Regions from separate parts of the Homo sapiens genome. Here regions 2, 3 and 4 are each linked to region 1. A link is an interaction called in ENCODE POLR2A ChIA-PET data of the cell type or tissue named here. Cell type or tissue: MCF 10A. All regions are shown on one strand. Each heading gives the region's core, and the rest is flanking DNA. Links, peaks and the distances in the headings are about the cores only. Region 1 overlaps MYOF (myoferlin). Region 2 overlaps MYOF (myoferlin). Region 3 overlaps MYOF (myoferlin). Region 4 overlaps MYOF (myoferlin).

Region 1 (4,652 bases), core at 151-4,150:
TCTCATGCTGTCACCTAGGTTGGAGTGCAATGGCATGATCACGGCTTACTACAGCTTCGACTTCTTGGGCACAAGTGACCCTCTGGCCTCCCAACTAGCTGCGACTACAGGTGCGTGCCACTGCACCCAGCTAAACTATTGATTTTCTAATCAGAAATAACAATAAAGATTTTCATGTCAGATGTAAATAAAAATAAGGAAACTGGGTAAATTTATTTTAAATTGAAATGGGAAATTAAACCTTCCTTTTTCTTTTTAAATTACTGGTTTACTAAGAGAGTTGAAGATAGGGTCAACGATAACCACATTGAGTGCCTATCAGCCTACCAGAAATGACCATGAGCCCTTCAAGCCTTCCTTCATGGGCACATAAAATCTCTTGAATCCATATCCTGCCCCAAATCCTTGCTCAGCTGGCATATCTCCTTCTTTATGAGCCATATCTCCACAGATCTTCAGGCACTGTGCCTTCTTTTACCAAAGAGCCATGCAATGGTTTAGGTTGCTGTGTTTCATTATGTCCCGTGCATTCTGCCATGCAATACGATCCGCATCCTGTGTCTATTCTAGAACTCTGGTGGTACCCAGTCTCTGCGTTCAATTATTTTGGGTATATACCCAGAAGTGGAATTTTTAATTCTTTTTTTTTAGACTGTGTCTCGCTCTGTCACCCTGGCTGGAGTACAGTGGCTTGATCTCGGCTCATTGCAACCTCTGCCTCCTGGATTCAAGTGATTCTCCTGCCTCAGCCTCCCAAGTAGCTGGGATTACAGGCGTGTGTCACCACACCTGGCTAATTTTTGTATTTTTAGTAGACACGGGGTTTTACCATAGTTGGCCAGGCTGGTCTCTAACTCCTGACCTCAAGTGACCTGCCTGCCTCGGCCTCCCAAAGTGCTGGGATTACAGGCATGAGCCACCGTGCCTGGCTGGAATTTTTAAATTTTTAAGGACTGTTTTAAGAACTTCTGACAGTGACTGAAGCTTGTGGTCTTGAAGAACCCCTGGACATCCTTCTATTACAGAGTCTCCATTTTGGTTAAAGGAGTTTTTGACATGGTATAATAGAACCCTCCAATAGGGTTTTGTCAAATCCCCTCTAGGCCTCAATCTTTCTAAAAAGTCTCTCTAAACACTGGTTTGTAACCTGAGCTGCACATTGAATGACCTGAGGAAGCTTTGACGGGAGCATTGTGAGTCTAAAAGCCTCCCTAGCTTAGTCCACTGTCACCTTGATAAGGGAGGATTGGGGGTGCACGCTACTTGTCAAGAGCTCTGCTTAACTACCCACAGCGAAGCCCCCTGGAATACCCGTGGTCCAGAATGATGTGGAAATTCTGGGTTTGGGTTTGAATTGTGTCAAAATGAAAAAGTAGGAAGTTATTTGGATTAGTCATAACTACATACAGCATAACTTCTTTGTAAACCAACTAGGATGATAGGAGAAAAGGGAAAGAGCTAAAAATAGGAAACATAATTTGTGGCCTGAGTCAGGACCCAGGAGAAAATGACCGGTATTTAAGCCAGAGCCATCTGTTAAGCCAGGGACTGCACAGGATGGAGAAGGATCATGGGGAGGCTTGGAGGTGGGGTGGGAACTACGGGGATGATACTCCCAGCTGGGCCGGCTCTACCCCGTAGGCCTCCACATAGCCAGGATTCCATTAGAACCCCATGGATGCTCTCACGCAGAGCTTGCAAAATGACCCACAGAATCCCTGATAGGACCCTCACCCTGGAGAGTCTGAGCCCTAAAAGCAATAGTTTGGGCTTCTGGCCATCAGCACAATTCCCAACAGAGAAGGGACTCACTATGAGCAAGCCGCTGAAGATGGAGCCGCTGGATCACTGTGCAAGCCCAGATTCCAGGAGGGGCAACGCTACCATCTGCTCACCTGTGCCAGAGCCAGGCTACCCTCGATGATTCAGGCAGCTGAGAATTCTGCCGCTCCCTCAGACCTTTCCCACTTCCTCTCTGCCCTCAGGGCACAAAGAGGTAGAGAGAGGAAGGAACAATAAACACCATTCAGAGAAGTACAGAGCCTGGGACAAGATCTGCCTACAACAAGAGAAAATGAAATAATATAAATTGGGCTGGGCGTGGTGGTTTACGCCTTTAATCCCAGCACTTTGGGAGGCCGAGGCTGGCGGCGGATTACCTGAGGTCAGGAGTTTGAGACCAGCCTGGCCAACATGGTGAAACTCTATCTCTACTAAAAATACAAAAAATTAGCTGGGCATGGTGAGAGGTGCCTGTAATCCCAGCTACTCAGGAGGCTGAGGCAAGAGAATCACTTGAACCCAGGAGGTGGAGGTTGCAGTGAGCCAAGGTCACACCATTGCACTCCAGCCTGGGCAACAAGAGTGAAACTCTGTCTCAGAAAAAAAAAAAAAAAAGAAGAATGTAAGTTGTAGTCTATTGGACTTAGGTGGGGTTAGGGCCTTGGGGCTCTCTTTCTGATCATCAGTGACTAGTGCACCTTGTGGATAAGGTGGTATAAAGTAGAGTTTCAGCAGTCGATTTGCAAAAGGAGGTGATTTCTGTCAAGCAAGATACCGATAAGGGCTAAGAGTTGTTGAAAGTGGCTGTGGACACACAAGGCATGGGACATTAAAGGTCAGTGACAAGATCAGGTACCAATGAACACTGCCCAGCATGCCACCTTCGGTATGTCTACTGAAGGGAGCTGATACCTGATGGAGCAGCTGGAAGAACCTGAAGGTGCTGTTTCTAGCAATATTTTTGAGCCCTTAATGTGGGCCAGACCAATGAGAGCTCTCAAGGAGATTGTAGTTGAGTAGGAGAGAGAATGCAAGTGCATAGAATGCTCCCAAAATACATTCGGTCACATCCAAGGAAAATGGGGAAAGAGGAGCAGGGAGAAAGCAGTCCAAGAACAGACTCTTGATCCTGGAGACAAAAAATGGAGTCCTTTAGTGGCAGGGCAGAGGTTCCAGAAGCCAGCGGGTATTAGAATAACACTGGGTTGGCAACACTTGATCTTCTGTCTGCCTGATTCTTACTGTGGAAGTGGCCAGGCTGAATCTGCTGCATCCCTCCTGCACTGCAGCCTCTCTTGACCAGGCCCACCGGGAGCAATAGCTCAGCTCTGCTTTAGAAAGATGGGGAGCACTTGGCAGTTTGGCAAAAAATTTGCCCATTTGTTGCAGCCTCTTTAGCTTTACCAAAAAGTTTTGTTAGCTGCACATAATCCAGAACAGAGGACCTTTGCAAGACAGACAAGGGTCATGAGCATGTTTGTAGGTTGACTGCATTCGTTAAGTCCTTCTGGCAGGTGCACAGATCTGCTCATTTCACTCTCTCCTGGGGCTCCTGTTGCTTGAAGTGTGGCTATGTCTTCAGAATCCTCATTTCTCTCCTATTCTGTAACACTGTTAGGTTTTTAAAATTTTTGCTTCATTTCACTTTTGATTTATATTTATTTAATTAAAAAGATGAGCTATTTTGCTGTCTGTGTTTAATTTAGAGCAAAGAAAATGAATTCTGTTTTACCAGTCAATAAAAAGCTGTTCTTTTATTCTGTTGACATATACTGTGGGCAATATATATTGTTGACTTTTTTTTTTTTTTGCTTTTACACTAAATTAATGAAATAAGCTTCTTTGCCTGTATGTGTTTAACTATTTGCAGTGAAGAAAACTAATTTGGTTTTGCATTCCAGTTAATAAAGCATTTAAAAAATATTTTCTTGGGCCTCTTTCTCCTTCTCCCTGCAACTATGGTTATTTAAAACAAAGAGAAGCAGCATGAACTTAAATTACATTCTGGTGATGGAACCAAATAAAAGAGGTACTATAATGGTTGAGTGTCCATGGTGGCATTTCTGAATAACCCTGAATTCCAACCAATATTTCAAGAGCTAACTCCAATCTGTAACTACTCAAGTCAAGAACCACCATGTGTCTCCACGGAGGCCTCCAAGTGGTTTCTGGCTATTCTTTTGCATGATCCTGGCTGTAACTAGCATGCAAACTGTCCCTTTTCTCACTCTCCCGCCCTCTTTTTTCCTTTTCTTAATTTTTCCTCAAGATCTATTGCAATTCCTGGACTTCAGAGTGGGTAATGTTGTGGAATAGAAAGACTATGACCAGGACCTTATTGACTTTTGGCTCCGTGTCTCTTTAGTAAAAAAACAAAACAAATGATCATCTTTGCTGTAGTAATTCATGGGGAAGAACTATTTATTTTCCCCATGTGAAGTTACACGGATGCCCCGTGGCTTGCTGCTGTGGTGATGCTAGGTTCCTTCCTGAGGCTGGGGGGTGGAGAGAGGGCAGTCTCAGGAGCCTGCTCCTTTCCTCTCAAAGGAGGAGACAGGAATGAAATTGGTGCAGCTCAAGCACTGGACCACAGATGTTCCCAACATGTAAAGGCTGAGGAATCCAGAACAGACTGCTTTGGATGCTAACCTCCTGATACGGCTGCCTTCTGGGAGTCAATGAGCAAGGCCACATTGCTCTGGGGAAGAAGGGATAGTTTCTGTTAAAGGGTGTGGCTATTCTCCCTGTCAATCATCCTGCAAAGGGGGCAGATGTAACAGGCAGACATCAGACGACTAGAGGGAGAAGGCCCTGGCTCGCTGGAGAACTCACGGCAGTTGGGCCTGGACTCAGATGAAAACGTGTTCTGG
Region 2 (4,950 bases), core at 536-4,535, 85 kb after region 1:
ACCTTTCAGATGTACAGGCTCTTGAATCAAACCCACATTTTCCAAGGGAGCTGCAGTGAAGTCCAGTCCATTTGAATGACTCAGCCAGAATCTGCTTCCTAAAAGCTGATGCTGGGGCGTGGTCATGTCCCAGCTCTGCTCACTGCCAGGGCTGCTGGGAAGGGCTCCCAGGAGGGCCAGGCACCTGGCTTGACTGCCTTGGTGTTTGTGTTGTGTGCTGGGCATATTAAACACATTCACGTCTGTTCCCTACAAGGGAGGCTGGGCGCAGTGCTCACACCTGTAATCCCAGCACTTTGGGAGGCCAGAGGTGGGAGATGGCTTGAGTCCAGGAGTTTGAGACCTGCCTGGGAAACATAATGAGACTCCATCTCTACAAAAAATTTAAAAATTAGCCTGGCATGGTGGCTTGCACCTGTGGTCCCAATTACTCACTTAGGAGGCTGAGGTGGGAGGATCACTTGAGCCCTAGAGATCAAGGCTGCAGTGGGCCGTGATCAGGCCACTGCACTCCAGCCTGGGTGACAGAGCAAGACCCTATCTCAAACAAACAAGCAAACAAACAAACAACAACAACAAAAATAGGAGATATGAGTATGCTCATTTTACAGATAAGGAAACTGAGGATCAGGGTTGTTAACTGACTTGCCCGAGATCATAGAGCCAGTAAGTGGCAGAGCTGAGCTTCAGACCCAAGTCAGCCTTGTTTCCAAACCTGTGCTCTTTTTTTTTAAATTTTATTATTATTATACTTTAAGTTTTAGGGTACATGTGCACAATATGCAGGTTTGTTACATATGTATACAAGTGCCATGTTGGTGTGCTGCACCCATTAACTCGTCATTTAACATTAGGTATATCTCCTAATGCTATCCCTCCCCCCTCCCCCGACCCCACAACAGTCGCCAGAGTGTGATGTTCCCCTTCCTGTGTCCATGTGTTCTCATTGTTCAGTTCCCACCTATGAGTGAGAACATGCAGTGTTTGGTTTTTTTGTCCTTGCGATAGTTTGCTGAGAATGATTAAAAAGTCAGGAAACAACAGGTGCTGGAGAGGATGTGGAGAAATAGGAACACTTTTACACTGTTGGTGGGACTGTAAACTAGTTCAACCATTGTGGAAGTCAGTATGGCAATTCCTCAGGGATCTAGAACTAGAAATACCATTTGACCCAGCCATCCCATTACTGGGTATATACCCAAAGGATTATAAATCATGCTGCTATAAAGACACATGCACACGTATGTTTATTGCGGCACTATTCACAATGGCAAAGACTTGGAACCAACCCAAATGTCCAACAACGATAGACTGGATTAAGAAAATGTGGCACATATATGCCATGGAATACTATGCAGCCATAAAAAATGATGAGTTCATGTCCTTTGTAGGGACATGGATGAAACTGGAAACCATCATTCTCAGCAAACCTGTGCTCTTAACTGCCACTGCAGGCAGAGGGTGCCAGGCGACCTGTCACTTTTTCAGACCTTCCAGTGGTGTGAACTTGGTCTACTTACTCCAGCTCTTCATATCTAGACTTCTTCATTAATAAAGATTGGTATCTAATGCCCAGGAATAATTCCTACCAACTATAGGGTTTACCATCTGCCAGGCACTCTTCTAAGGGCTTTGTAAATGTTACCTATTATTATTATGATCCTTATTCAAGGCACAAGAAAGTTAAGTAGCTTGTCCAGGATTACCTGCTAGTAAGAAACAAAGCCAGAATTTGAATATAGGTCTTCTGGCTCTGGAGCCACTCAACCTCTCTGGCTTCTGACTAGTATATTTCACATAATTTGCTAGAGAATGAATTAAGTCTCAAGTACTCAGCAAATACATTTCAAACCCAGCTGAGGAGGTAGGGCCTACAGTGCCTCTTAAGTCCCGAGTGTCCTCTAAAAAGGGGATACAAAAGCCCACCTGGTAGAATTGCAGCAAGGATCAAATGAGAAAGCATACCCATGCCCAAGACACAGGGGACATTACCAGGTGTTGGAATCAGAACTATCAACTGCTTCCTTCAGGCAAGCTTTGGGAGGATCCAGTCCTCTGTCCTTCCTCGCTCCAAGAGATGGTATCAAGAGAAAATAAAATAGTCACTTAAAACAACCTTGAAAACAAATGCAAAGCGCGGAGTGAAAAATCTTGATAATTAGATCCTATCCCTCCCAGGCCAAGAATTTCCAGTTGAATTTAACCTCAGCTTCAGACCCTGGTGTCTCATCATTAGTCATCTCTTTCACTGGAATTTTGGGCCCTGCCAGCAGTTTAATCTACTTTCCTCAACCCTCCTTCCTATGCTGTGCATGGCTTTCACCTCTGGGCGCTTTAGCAAGCTGGGCTGGTTGTTTGCTGCAGATCAGAGGGAGAGCTGGGAGTCAGGAGTGTTTGTGAGCTGTTGTTTGTCAGTGGGGCCTGGGACAAGGACAGAGGGTGGAATTAAAATGAGAAGACGCCAAGCACAAAGAAAACCAACCATATATGAAGCAGTGGGAAAAAGCAAAGGACCAAGCATCCCAAGACCCAGCTTCTAGTCCTTCCCTGCCTCTTTCTGGCTACACAGCTTTGGCCTCCCTTGATATCTGAGTCTAAATATCTTCATCTGCACAATCGGTATGAATATCTGCCTTCAGCACCTGCTTGTGTTGTTGTGGAGAACAGATAAGATTATACCCATGAGCCAGGTATGGTGGCTCACGCCCATAATCCCAGCATTTTGGGAGGCCGAGGTGGGTGGATCGCTTGAGGTCAGGAGTTCGAGGCCAGCCTGGCCAACTTGGTGAAACCCTGTCTCTATTAACAACACAAAAAATTAGCCGGGCATGGTGGTGCACTCCTGTAGTCCCAGCTACTTGGGAGGCTGAGGCAGGAGAATTACTTGAGCCTGGGAGGCAGAGGTTGCAGTGAGCCAAGATCATGCCACTGAACTCCAGCCTGGGCGACAGAGCTAGACTGCATCTCTGAAGAAAAAAAAAAAAGATTACACCCATGAAAAAGCTTTCTACACTGTCAGTACCCTGCAAGGCAATTTCACACATGGAAGCCATCATAATGTGTCCAACACCCTAGGGCAAACAAGAGGGAATTTGGGGCCCCAGACAAGGCCTCTGAGACCAGAGATGTCCAGCTCAAAGGCACCAATGCCCCAGGCCCCAGCATGGTGTGACCAGATGCCCTCAGGGCTGGCTTTGTCCAGGGAAGTTACTGCCAAGAGTAAGCAGCAGAGCCCAGATTGCCAGCAATGTGGGCTGAGTTCACGTGCCTGACCACAGGATGGGCCAGATTTGGATGCGACCAAGACCAAGCACTCAGGGCTGCATAAGGGACAGCACAGGTGGTACAGCCTTGGCGGTAAGCATTAGTGTTCCAGCTCCACCTAGACCCTGCTGTAAGACCTTGAGTGAGGCATTTCACCCACTCTACCCGAGACTCAGTTTGTTCAGCTCTCAAGTGAGGACTTCTTTCTTATTTTTATTTTTACTTTTTTGGTGAGAAAATAAAGGAGTAGGCCGGGCGCAGTGGCTCACGCTTGTAATCCCAGCACTTTGGGAGGCCAAGGCGGGCAGATCGCCTGAGGTCAGGAGTTCGAGACCAGCCTGGCCAACATGGTGAAACCCAGTCTCTGCTAAAAAAACAAAAATTAGCCAAGCATGATGGTGCGCACCTGAAATCCCAGCTACTTGGGAGGCTGAGGTAGGAGAATCGCTTGACCCCAGGAGGTGGAGGTTGCAGTGAGCTGAGATCACGTGACTATACTCCAGCCTGGGCAACAGAGCGAGACTCCATCTCAAAAAAAAAAAAAGAAAGAAACAAAGAAAGAAAGAAAGAAAATAAAGGAATATGTTAAAATTAAATAACTAAGTACATGTGAAGCATGTAGCACAGTGCTTAACAGCCAGTAAACCATCACCATCAATATAATTGCCAATAATGATAATGTCTCCTTTCCAGAAGTTTTTGTTTTTTTGTTTTTTGTTTTTTGAGACAGAGTCGCTCTGTCACCCAGGCTGGAGTGCAGTGGCACGATCTCGGCTCACTGCAACCTCTGTCTCCCAGGTTCGAGCCATTCTCCTGCCTCAGCCTCCCAAGTAGCTTGGGACTACAGGTGCCCAACACCATGCCTGGCTAATTTTTGTATTTTTAGCAGAGACAGGGTTTCATCATGTTGGCCAGGCTGGTCTCGAACTCCTGACCTCAAATGATCTGCTCACCTCGGCCTCCCAAAGTGCTGGGATTACAGGTGTGAGCCACCACACCCAGCCTACACTCTTAATTCACTGAACGCTGGCCCCATTTACAGCCTAGACTATAAGCTGCATGTGGGCAGGGCCAAACTTGCTTTGTTCCCCACCCTATACACAGAGCTAAGCACACTGCCTGGCAGAGTACCCTCTCAATCAATGCTTGGATCAATGCTTGTTGAATGGATTCATGCTTGGAATGAGGAAGGAGCTGCTAAACATAGGAGGGACAGAGACAGGGAGTGTCCTAGCAATGAATTCAGTCTGTTAGGAGGGGTAAGCAAAAACATAACATTTTATTTATTGAAAGAAAGAGAGAGAAGGGCAAGGAATTTTTTTTTTCAATTTATAAGCTGCACTATTGAGATGAAAAAGATGATGAAGGTCATAAACTAACAAACGGAGGTGAAATGAAGTGGACCTCGCCCTGCCAGTCAAATATTAGATTTTTAATACTTTACATTACAAGAAGTTATGGTTCTAGTCTCCACTAATAAAATGGCTCAAACTTGACTATCAGTGGAACTGATTCACTGCTAAGCTATGTCACCTCTGAGCTTCTGAGTCACAGCATGTCATAAAGGCTTTCATTGCTCTGTTGCAAACTCACCCCAGGGGGGATGGGTTTTTTTTTCTTTTTCTTTTTTTTTAAGTTCTTTTGTTCTTGGTACACTTTCTTCCTTTTTCAGACTGGATCCTAATG
Region 3 (4,950 bases), core at 412-4,411, 62 kb after region 1:
CTCCAACTCTGGGAGACAACAAGGATCCCTTTTCTTGCATTGCAGCATGGAAATGAGTCTCTCTAGGCATTAAGCTGGGAACTCTCAGGGCTCACCTCATTTATCTCCCATCTCTTAGAGATCACTGTTCTGTGCCAGCAAAGTCCAACATCTGAAAACTACTGTTGCATGTATTTTGTTTTAGTTGTGTCAGGTGGGAGGGTAAATCTAATCCCTTAGCATAACGGAACTACAGTCAATTCCAAACTACAGTCAATTTAAGGATGAGAATTCTGAGGCCTGGAGAGGGTAAGTAACTTGCCCAGGTCACCCACTAGTAATCAGTAGAGCTGGGTCTCTAATCGGCTTCTGCCTGGCTCCAGAATCCCAACTTTCAAATACCATGCTCTCCTGCCTTCCTGTGAGCTCAGCCTTGAGTTCCACATCTCTCTACAAAATGGCATGAGCTTTGTGAGAGAGGTTTGTTTCTCTTGTGTTCTGACCTTTGTATCCTGACCCCTTTGCAGCTTAAACCCAAGTTGGAACTAGGGTGCTGTTTCAGAGAGCCGAGGTGGACAGATTCCACACTGGTGGCCCATTACCAGTGAGCTGACAGGACAGCTGCAAGGTGCTTCTTAAATGGTAAATGTCATCCACGTAGGAGCATCATAAACTCACTTGTTCACTCATTCATCCAACAAACGTTTATTTAGAGCCTACTATATGCCAGGCACTGTGCTAAGTGCTGGTCTTACGGCATTGAACAAGAGTGACATGGAGTTTACTATCCAGTAGAGAGAGAACAAATGAATAAGTAAATAGAAAAGAACATTTCAGATGGTGGTGAATGCTGAGCTACATATAGCAGGTGTGTGGACCAGCACATACCCTGAGTACTTGTCTAAAACACAATTCTAGCATGTATTTGCTCACACAGACTCCTTTTCCCATTCTTACACTCACATGAGCTCCCTAATAAGAAGGGCTTTGGAAGAATAAAACAGAGTAATAAGATAAAGAGTGACAGGGAGGGGCTGCTCTAGGCTGGATGATCAGACATGGTGAGGCCCAATGACAAGATTTTACATCTATTGCAGTTTGAGGGAAGGAGCATTCCACGCAAAGGGAACAGCAAATGCAAAAACTCTACGCAGTACCTCTTTTTTCTCCTGGGCATGTGTGTCCACGTGTGCATACACACAGACACACAAATCTGAAAACTTGTCAATATCTTTTATTTCTACATGTACAGGTTCTTGAAGATGGCACTTTTAGGAACTCAAGGGTAGGGCCAGGATGCCAACAGATCAGGGTCCCAGCCTCCACCCCTCTGAGGCTCAAGTCTACTCTCTACTTCTCAAGGTCACTGTGAAGAGCAAATGAGATGAGATATAGTCTCTTCATATATCTGGTCCATTGCAGAATATAGGCATAAGTGACTTCCTACTCAACAGTATAAAAATGCTTAAAATTTTTACCTAGGGTGGAGCTTATAAAAGGTAGCAATACACTGATATTGAGAATTAAATTTTTTTTTGTCAAAATTAGGAAGAAAAATCACTTCTATTTCAGCAGAGATAATTGATCATTCTACCTACATTTTGTTTACTATAGGTAGTCAGAGGCTTTCAGTATAACATAAAAGTCAAGTGTACAGGCCTGGATATAGATGAGCTGACTCTAACACACACCTGCTGTGTGACCTTGAGCAGGTTACTAAACCTCTCTGAGGAAAAATAGGACCCATCATATGAGGTGTGTGTGAGGATCAATTGGGGTAATGAATGCAAAGGGCTGGGCACAGCCCTTGGCACATGCTAAGTCCTCACAAAGCTATAACCATTGGCTGCCTGCAAAGGGAACTTTCATTCTTCAGCCTCTGGGAAAATCTTTCCACTCTGACATTTCCTCTAAAAAATAACATTTCATGTTCCTTATGTGACCAAGAGGCTCCTCTGTCTCCTTTCTCACCCTCATTCCCTCTGAATGGCTGGTTGGATGACTGTAAAGTGAGGAAGAGGAGAGTCCACACTGAACAAGGCAACCCGCTCCCAGTGCCTGAGGGGTGGGGAGGTGTCACTGCCCACAGGCGCTGTGAGCCTGGGACTGCCTGGGTCTAGCCCATGCGGGTGTGGGCATGGAGCCCAGCTGACCGAGGCAGCTGGGAACTGTTTGCTAATAGGCCGGGGAGCAGCAGATGCAAAGTGAGGGCTCATGTTTGCACAGGCCATCGCCATGGCAACAGGAAAGTCAACAGGCAGGACATTCCTTAAGCTGTAGAAAACCCTTCCGCCCCAACCCTGCACTTCAGGTGAGGGAAGCGGTCCCACACTGAGCAGTAAGCAGATCCTCAAAGGCCAGAACTTTAGTAGAAAAGCCAAAAAGAAAATCTGGGCCCAAAATACACAAATATTTTGAAAACACATATAGTTTATTCCCAGATGGTTAAAAAAAAAAAGTTTGTTTCTGAAATGTACAGGTAATCTGACCAAGGTGTGTGTATTGGTTAGTTGGTGGAAACTAAGCTAATGATCATGATTCCCAGCTGAGGATGGGGAGGCACACTGCTTACAAAAGAGCAGAGGCGGTGGAGGGGCAGGAAATCATGCCTTGTTCATTACAGAGCTGACGCAGGGTCGGCCTTCCACTGCAAGACAGTAAACTATGCAGTGGAATCTGCAGGATGAGAGATAATGTTCTAATTTTTAGTGAAAACACCTCCTCCAATGACCTGGCCATAGGGTCTGAAGTTCTCATCTTGTTCACTCCTTCAAGTAAGTCACTGATGGCCTTCAGTCCAAAAGTCAGTGTTACCGGGAAATTAACTATTAGCAGCTATTATAGCATCACCCGATTAATTTCTCAGAAAGTGCCTTGAAGCAGGACCTTGAAGGACTGAGCCACAGGACAGGTAAGTTTTGTACAGGAAAAGAATTGGCAGAAGATGCAGGGTGTGGCTCAGAGGGCAGGCCTCAGCGGGTACCACAGTGGGAGCCAGGAAACTTAAAGACACTGGGTGCCCAGCAAATGTCAGGGGGATGGAAGATGGGAGGGGGGAAGATTGAAAAAGTAACCAAGACCAGCTTCATAATTGGCCTAGAATTTACCTTTTTCTGTTATGCCTAACAATTCCCGTCATCATAATATCAGAGTAACCACGTGCTCATTTGGTCTTTTTTTTTTTTTCTCACTCCGTCACCAGGGCTGGAGCGCAGTGGTGTGATCTCAGTTCACTGCAACCTCTGCCTCCCAGGTTCGAGTGATTCTTGTGCCTTGGCCTCCTGAGCTGGGATTACAGGTGTGCACAACCACGCCCAGCTAATTTTTGTATTTTAGTAGAGACAGGGTTTCACCACGATGACCAGGCTGTTCTCGAACTCCTGGCCTCAAGTGATCTGCCTGCCTCGGCCTCCCAAAGTGCTGACATCACAGGCATGAGCCACCACACCCAGCCTCGTTTGGTCTTTATACTCAATAGGCATCATAACACCAAGTGCAACATAGCTCAGCACGATGCATGGTGCCCCTGAACCTTAGAAGGACCCTCTTAGAACAGGACCTATCATATTTTCTTTGTTCAGAATTATGCATGTCATAGGTTCAGAAAAATATGAAAATGTGCAGGTTCAGATAGACTGCACGTGAACTTGTGATACTCTACCTTGTTTTAACCTGATTGTCTCTCTTAGCTGAAAGAGCCAGACAGACTCCATTTTAGTTCCTTCACTTACAGCCCCTTTACCTCCCTTCCTTAAGGGCATGACTAGTGTAAACTGACTCAAAGCACGTCCAGGAATGCACTTACCGATAAGACATTGAGGCAAGCTGCACCAGCAGCTCCTGGGGACGTGCTCGGTGGATGGCACCTAAAGCCCCTGCATTTATCTCTTTGTGATAGTTTAAGCCCCTACACCTGGAACTGGTTATTTTTTGTAACTGCTTTTGTAACCAATTAATTTTTTAACTTTTTGCCAGTTATGCTTCTGTAAAAATTGCTTCAGCTAAACTCCCCCCTTCCCTATTTAGACCACGGTATAAAACAAATCTAGCCCCTTCCTCGGGGCTGAGAGAATTTTGAGCGCTAGCTGTCTCTCGTTCGCCAGCTAATAAAGGACTCCTGAATTAGTCTCAAAGTGTGACGTTTCTCTATAACTCACTTGGTTACAACAAACTCTATCTCTAGAAATGCACAAAAATGCCCGAAATGAGTGCCAGGGTGAGCCTGACGGTGGGGGGCTGACCTCTCCCCATCACTGCTGTCATCTGAGGGCCCCACTGTGTTTTCAATGGGTCTAAAATAAATATATAATGGTCTCCCAGTATTGTTTTCCTGCCTCCTAACTGGTTCCTACCTCCAGTCTCTACACAGAAAGCCTGAGTGATCCTTTTAAAATATGTCAGATCATAAGCAAAAGCTTTTAACGGATTCTCATTCCACTTAGGATGAAATCCAAAGCCCGTGCCTTGGCCCCCAAAGCCACATATATTGTGGTTTCTCTGACCTCACCTCCTTCCTGCACTTTCAACCCTCACTGTGCCCCAGGTTGGCTGCCTTTCTCACGTTTCTCCAGCATCCCCAGTGCACTCCTGCCTCAGGGCCTTTGCACTTGCTATTCTCTGCCCAGAATATTCTTCCCCCCTACTCCCTAACCCCCCAATGAACTGCATGGCTCAGTTCTTCATTATATTAGGTTGGTGCAAAATTGCAATTACTTTTGTGATTATATTTAGGTCTCTGCTCAATTGTCACCTTATCACCACCTCACATAAAATGGGATCTCCTTTCCCCCCACCCTTGACAACTTTCCCTTTTCCTCTGATTTGCTTTTCTTCATGGGATATAACAGTTTCTTCTTTAGCTCACAGCATTCATGGTACCCGACATATTATGTATATATTTTTTAGTGTATTTGTTTATTTTCTAACTTTCCTTAAGTATCGTAACCTTCAGGAAAGCAAGGACTTTAAACC
Region 4 (4,950 bases), core at 311-4,310, 55 kb after region 1:
AAAAGTAAGTCTCCCCATGAACTCCAACCAACACTAAAACAGGACTACTGTCTCAAAAGGAAATTTTTTAGTGAAAGAATCTCGACGTCCTCTGGCCCTCCAGCTTTCCTTGTGGAATTAATAAACTGCAGATGTCTTCAAAGTGAAGAAAAAGCCAGTCATGCTCCTTTGTCTTTCAGCCCACGAATGTCATAGAGTTTGGAGTCGAGTCTCTATGTGACATCAAATATTACACAATGGGAGCAACTACTTGAAAATGAGATGTTATGATTGGGGGAATGAAAGAGTTTAATTGTAAACCAGTCAACTTAGTCTTGCAAGTATTGGTTAAGAGCCGCTTAAACTGTTTTTTTTTTCTTCTTTCTTCTTCTTCTTAAAATAGACAGAGTATAGTTTGTTTACAAAAGAGAAATGGAAAATGTTCTCCCCTTTAGCACGGCGCAAATGTGAAGGGCCGCATGCCTCTGGAGTGAGTAAGGGCTTTGCCGGCTGACTCTTACTCAGGGGAGCTCACGTATACGAAGTTGTTCCTCTATGCAGCAGAGACACAGCCCACATGATTTCTGGAGGAGGAGTAACTTGGAAATTCCTTCATGAAGGAAGGAAAAAATGTGTTGGAGGCTGAGAAATAAATCACATGTTGCACTGTTTCTGCCTCTAGAGATCGCAGCACGGTCTCAACTTCCCGACCTCTAAGCAGGAACAGCAATCCCAACCTGACTGGGGACAAACACGATTCCAGGCTGCTCCTAGGTCCCCTGTAGGAAACCTAAAAAGATGGTGAGCTTCCCACCCTCGAAGCAGGGGCTCTCAGTTGGCCGTGCCTTGTCATTTTGGCAGGCCTATGGCCCTGGGGTTCCAAGGCTGGACCCCATCTCCCTCCCCAGCACTTCTCCCTCTCCTGGGCCAGTATCTGTCAAGCTCCTGCCCTGATCCCCCGCCAAAAGGCAGGAGAGCCAAGGATGCTCCCTGTGAACTAGACTGGTAGGAGACGCCGTGTCAGCTGACAAAGAGTCTTTGCTTGGCCAAACTTGAGTGGAGCTCCTGAGCCTCCTCCTAAGCCTGTGCTTCCTTATGAAATCCAGTGTTAGCAGAGAATCCTACTCGGTCAGTTTAGCAAACAACCCCCATCCGTGAGATCTGATCACCCTCCATATCTGATCGGGTTTCTCATTCTCTGCCATCCCCCACGTGATGTCCTCAGCAAGAATCCTGTTAGGTTGGGTTAGCCAGAATCCCCCTGACTGTGACATTTCCTCTTAGGAATTTTCCATCCACTGACCCCCCACACTCCTCCTTGGCTATCAATTCCTACTTGCCCATGCTGTATCTGAGTGGCACCCCATCTCTCTTCCTTCCCACGAGTCTCCGTTGCAGGGGTCACTTGAGCTAACTCAGTCCTGAATGAAGCCTTCCTGCCCATACTGTACCAGGTGTCACTGAATAATTCTTTCTCAACACGCCCATGGCAGCAGCTCGTATCACAGGAAACTATTGCTAAGGTAAAATCCCCGCAAAGGGCTGCGCCTCGGTTCACCCCTCCACTTGCACTTGCCCGCCCACCCTCACTCGGCCTCCGCATCGTCTCCCAAAACATTTCTCAGAATGTGCTTCCCCAGACGTCCCTCACCAGGGCGTCTGCAGATTCCCAGATCCCTGAGTCCGACTTTTTCCTTTCGGTAATTCTTAATACCCAGGAAGTCCGAGAAACAATGGTCTAGACAGTGACTCCCAATGGCTGTGGGAGTAAAGTGGAGGAGGTAGAGGGCTAGGGATAGGGAAGGCAGAAGGCAACGCGGGATCTGGGGAGAGGGGGGCTTGAGTGGTTTTGAAAACATTCAGCATGGGAATCCAGGCTCACGTTTGAGAACCACGCATCGAAGTCCAATTATTTAATAGAACAAACTGTAGCAGGCAAACTCCATGAAAACCTCCTAGGAAGGCCTAGTGACCTGCGCTCCCCCCAGGAACTTCCGCTCCTGACTCCAGGCCAGGACTGCCAGAGAACCTTGCGGCTCTTTTCCTGCTCATCGAAAGGGGGTGTGGCTTTTTAAAAGGTAGAAACACTGATCCTCAACCGTGATTCCCAAACCTGGCTGGCACAAGTCTCGCCTCTACTTTTAGCTCACTCCACGCCCTGGTTTTGGAATCACTGACATAGCCTGAAGGCTGTGGCAGGATTTGCACGATTTTCGTGGCCAGCATCTACTGTGCTCTTTTTCCCAGCCCCTCCCACCTCTGCAACTCTGGCCACTATGGTATCACTGTTACCTTTGCAGGTAACACCTGCAAAGGGCTGAGTGGAAGCCCAGGTCTCCTCACCAAAGCCCTCCGGGTCAGTGAGGCATTGAGGCCAGAGTCTGTGGCTGCGAGGAGCAGGCTAACTCCTCTGGCATGGAGGAGATGCTGAATATTATTTCTTGAAGAAATGGTCACCTGCTATTTTGTTATTTTCACCTGACCAATTCTGTGCCTGCCTGCCTGCCTGCCTGCTCTGATGGTTCAGTGGAGTTCCGATGCTCTGTCTCCAGTTAATTCCCTCAACCGTTAGAATCAAAGTAGTAGTTTTTTCATCCATCCATTTATTCACTCTTTCATGAACTTGAACCTTGTAAGATAAGGAGGGACAGCTTTGCCTGATGACTAGGAACGTGGAGGCAGGCAGGCCTGACTAATTCAGACTCAGGCTGCGTACAGGTTAACTTCTCCGAGCTTCAGTTTCCTCATCTATAAAATGGGGATAATGACAGCTCCTACTTAATGGTATTGTTGCAGGGATTAAAAGGATGATATGGCAAGTGCTTAACAGTCACCTTGTATTATTATTTCAGACACTATGCTAGAAAAAGAGATGTATAAAAAGCATATGAAGACAGGGCTCCTGGCTAGTACTTGGCAGTGAAAGCTGGTCTGAATCAGCAGGGGGCTGGGCAGGTGGGCATGAATGAATAGATAAGAACCCTTTGTAACTACCCACATCCATTTCTATGTAATCACTATGTAAAGTTCTTAAAACCAGTTCTTTATCTTACCTACATTAAATAGCCCTTCCCCACCCTTAATACTACATATACCACAAATCCTTTTGGGAAACAATTTTTCTTTTCAGAGTTAGACCAGAGGTAAATGTCAGCTGCAGCTGAATTCTCATAAAATCCAATTTAGTGGAATCTGAATGAAGTCTGTAAACTTCATAACCCATTATAAAAGATTCCCCAGGCTGGGTGCAGTGGCTCATGCCTGTAATCCCAGCACTTTGTGAGGCCGAGGCAGGTGGATCACGAGGTCAAGAGATCAAGACCATCCTGGCCAATATGGTGAAACCCCATTTCTACTAAAAATAAAAAAATTAGTCGGGCGTGGTGGCGGGCGCCTGTAGTCCTAGCTACTCGGGAGGCTGGGGCAGAAGAATCACTTGAACCCGGGAGGCAGAGGTTGCAGTGAGCCGGGATTGTGCCACTGCACTCCAGCCTGTCGACAGAGCAAGACTCCGTCTCGAAAAAAAAAACCCCCAAAACAAACCCTTATACAACAACCCTATCTAAACCAGCACCCACTCAGACCTCACCCTGCTGTTTTCTCTCCTTTACCTTCCTTTATTTTCTTCGTATCACTTATCACCATCTGTTATGTCATATGTGTATTTATCTGTTCCCTCTACTCAGATGTTAGCTCCATAAAAGGTATGGAGTACCCCCAGTGTCTAGAGCTGTGTCTGACACATAGTAGGCATTAGTAAATATTTGTGGCATGAATAAATTAGCTGATACATCATTGAAGATAGTCCAATGACCTTGCAAATTATTTACAGGTTGTAAATCTTCCTGTCCTAAGAGATCACCCGCCAAAGAGCCATCAGAAGATAATTACAGCTCTTGCCTTTATGAGATGCCTTTCTCTTTCAGCCTCTCTGGGTATCTTTCTCCAGGGCTGTGGCCCAATCTTATTTAATCACAAGATCTTAACAGATACCAACAGGATTGCAGCAGCTACTTAATCTGCCTTCCAAAAAGTGCAGTTCAGCCTCTCCCCGTATAGAGACAGCCAGCCCAAACCAGCTCAGATCATTTCAGTGTCATTGCTCTAATACAGAACTAAAAAGAAATCAGAACTGAGAGTTCTGCCCCACAGTAACATCTGCTTCTAGTTTAGATTTTTGTACAGCCTGAGAAGCTACTCCAGTGAGAAGAACCTGTTTCAATCCATGGGCTATCCTATCCTTCCTCACCAACCAACCCCAGGAGAAGAAAGACCACCTTCTCCCACTGTCACATTTACATGGGGCAAGGTCAGAAATGAGCTTTATAACTAGGAGAAATAAAAGTAATAAAAGCTTAAAGACAAGGTATTTCATATACTAGGGAATGAAAAACGTCTTATAAGCAATACCACACTTTGCCCTACCAAATTAATTTTATTCCAAACGCAGTCTTTTGTTTTTTCTAATTTAAAACAAGCTAGGGAGTTAGTACATTTCTTTTTTTTTTTGGAGACGGAGTCTCACGCCGTTGCCCAGGCTGGAGTGCAGTGGTGCAATCTCAGCTCATTGCAAGCTCCACCTCTTGAATTCAAGCGATTCTCCTGCCTCAGTCTCTGGAGTAGCTGGGATTACAGGTGCCCGCCACCATGCCTGGCTAATTTTTGTATCTTTTTTTTTTTTTTTTTTTTGAGACAGAGTCTCACTCTGTCACCCAGGCCGGAGTGCAATGGCACGGTCTCGGCTCACTGCAACCTCTGCCTTCTGCATTCAAGCGATTCTCCTACCTCAGCCTCCCGAGTAGCTGGGATTACAGGCGCTTGCCACCACACGCAGCTAATATTTGTATTTTTAGTAGAGACGGGGGTTTGCCCATGTTGGCCAGGCTGGTCTCGAACTCCTGACCTCGTGATCCACCTGCCTCGGCCTCCCAAAGTGCTAGAATTACAGGCGTGAGTCACCGTGCCCGGCCG

What was found. Peaks named below come from ENCODE experiments on the same cell type or tissue, not always from the same donor. Only the 100,000 strongest peaks of a DNase experiment are listed, where the experiment ranks them.
Region 2: POLR2A ChIA-PET joins it to region 1 with 17 read pairs; 20 of 35 experiments call an interaction of 5 or more read pairs at or near these places.
Region 3: POLR2A ChIA-PET joins it to region 1 with 21 read pairs; 13 of 35 experiments call an interaction of 5 or more read pairs at or near these places.
Region 4: POLR2A ChIA-PET joins it to region 1 with 32 read pairs; 13 of 35 experiments call an interaction of 5 or more read pairs at or near these places.

The regions. Positions count from the first base shown.
Region 1 is chr10:93,382,266-93,386,917 of GRCh38, forward strand. The region is part of intron 19 of MYOF (myoferlin); the gene reads right to left. Among named protein-coding and RNA genes, the nearest start is that of MYOF, 98 kb to the right of the region's middle. RefSeq lists enhancers at 1,305-1,806, 1,807-2,306. In MCF 10A, for the core only: no CTCF peak of the experiment used is centred there; a DNase peak (open chromatin) is centred at 1,986.
Region 2 is chr10:93,466,434-93,471,383 of GRCh38, forward strand. The region is part of intron 1 of MYOF (myoferlin); the gene reads right to left. Among named protein-coding and RNA genes, the nearest start is that of MYOF, 13 kb to the right of the region's middle. RefSeq lists an enhancer at 2,881-3,730. In MCF 10A, for the core only: no CTCF peak of the experiment used is centred there; a DNase peak (open chromatin) is centred at 2,268.
Region 3 is chr10:93,443,584-93,448,533 of GRCh38, forward strand. The region is part of intron 3 of MYOF (myoferlin); the gene reads right to left. Among named protein-coding and RNA genes, the nearest start is that of MYOF, 36 kb to the right of the region's middle. In MCF 10A, for the core only: no CTCF peak of the experiment used is centred there; a DNase peak (open chromatin) is centred at 2,168.
Region 4 is chr10:93,436,914-93,441,863 of GRCh38, forward strand. All of the region lies in intron 3 of MYOF (myoferlin), which reads right to left. Among named protein-coding and RNA genes, the nearest start is that of MYOF, 43 kb to the right of the region's middle. RefSeq lists enhancers at 1-1,190, 339-633. In MCF 10A, for the core only: no CTCF peak of the experiment used is centred there; DNase peaks (open chromatin) are centred at 498 and 2,088.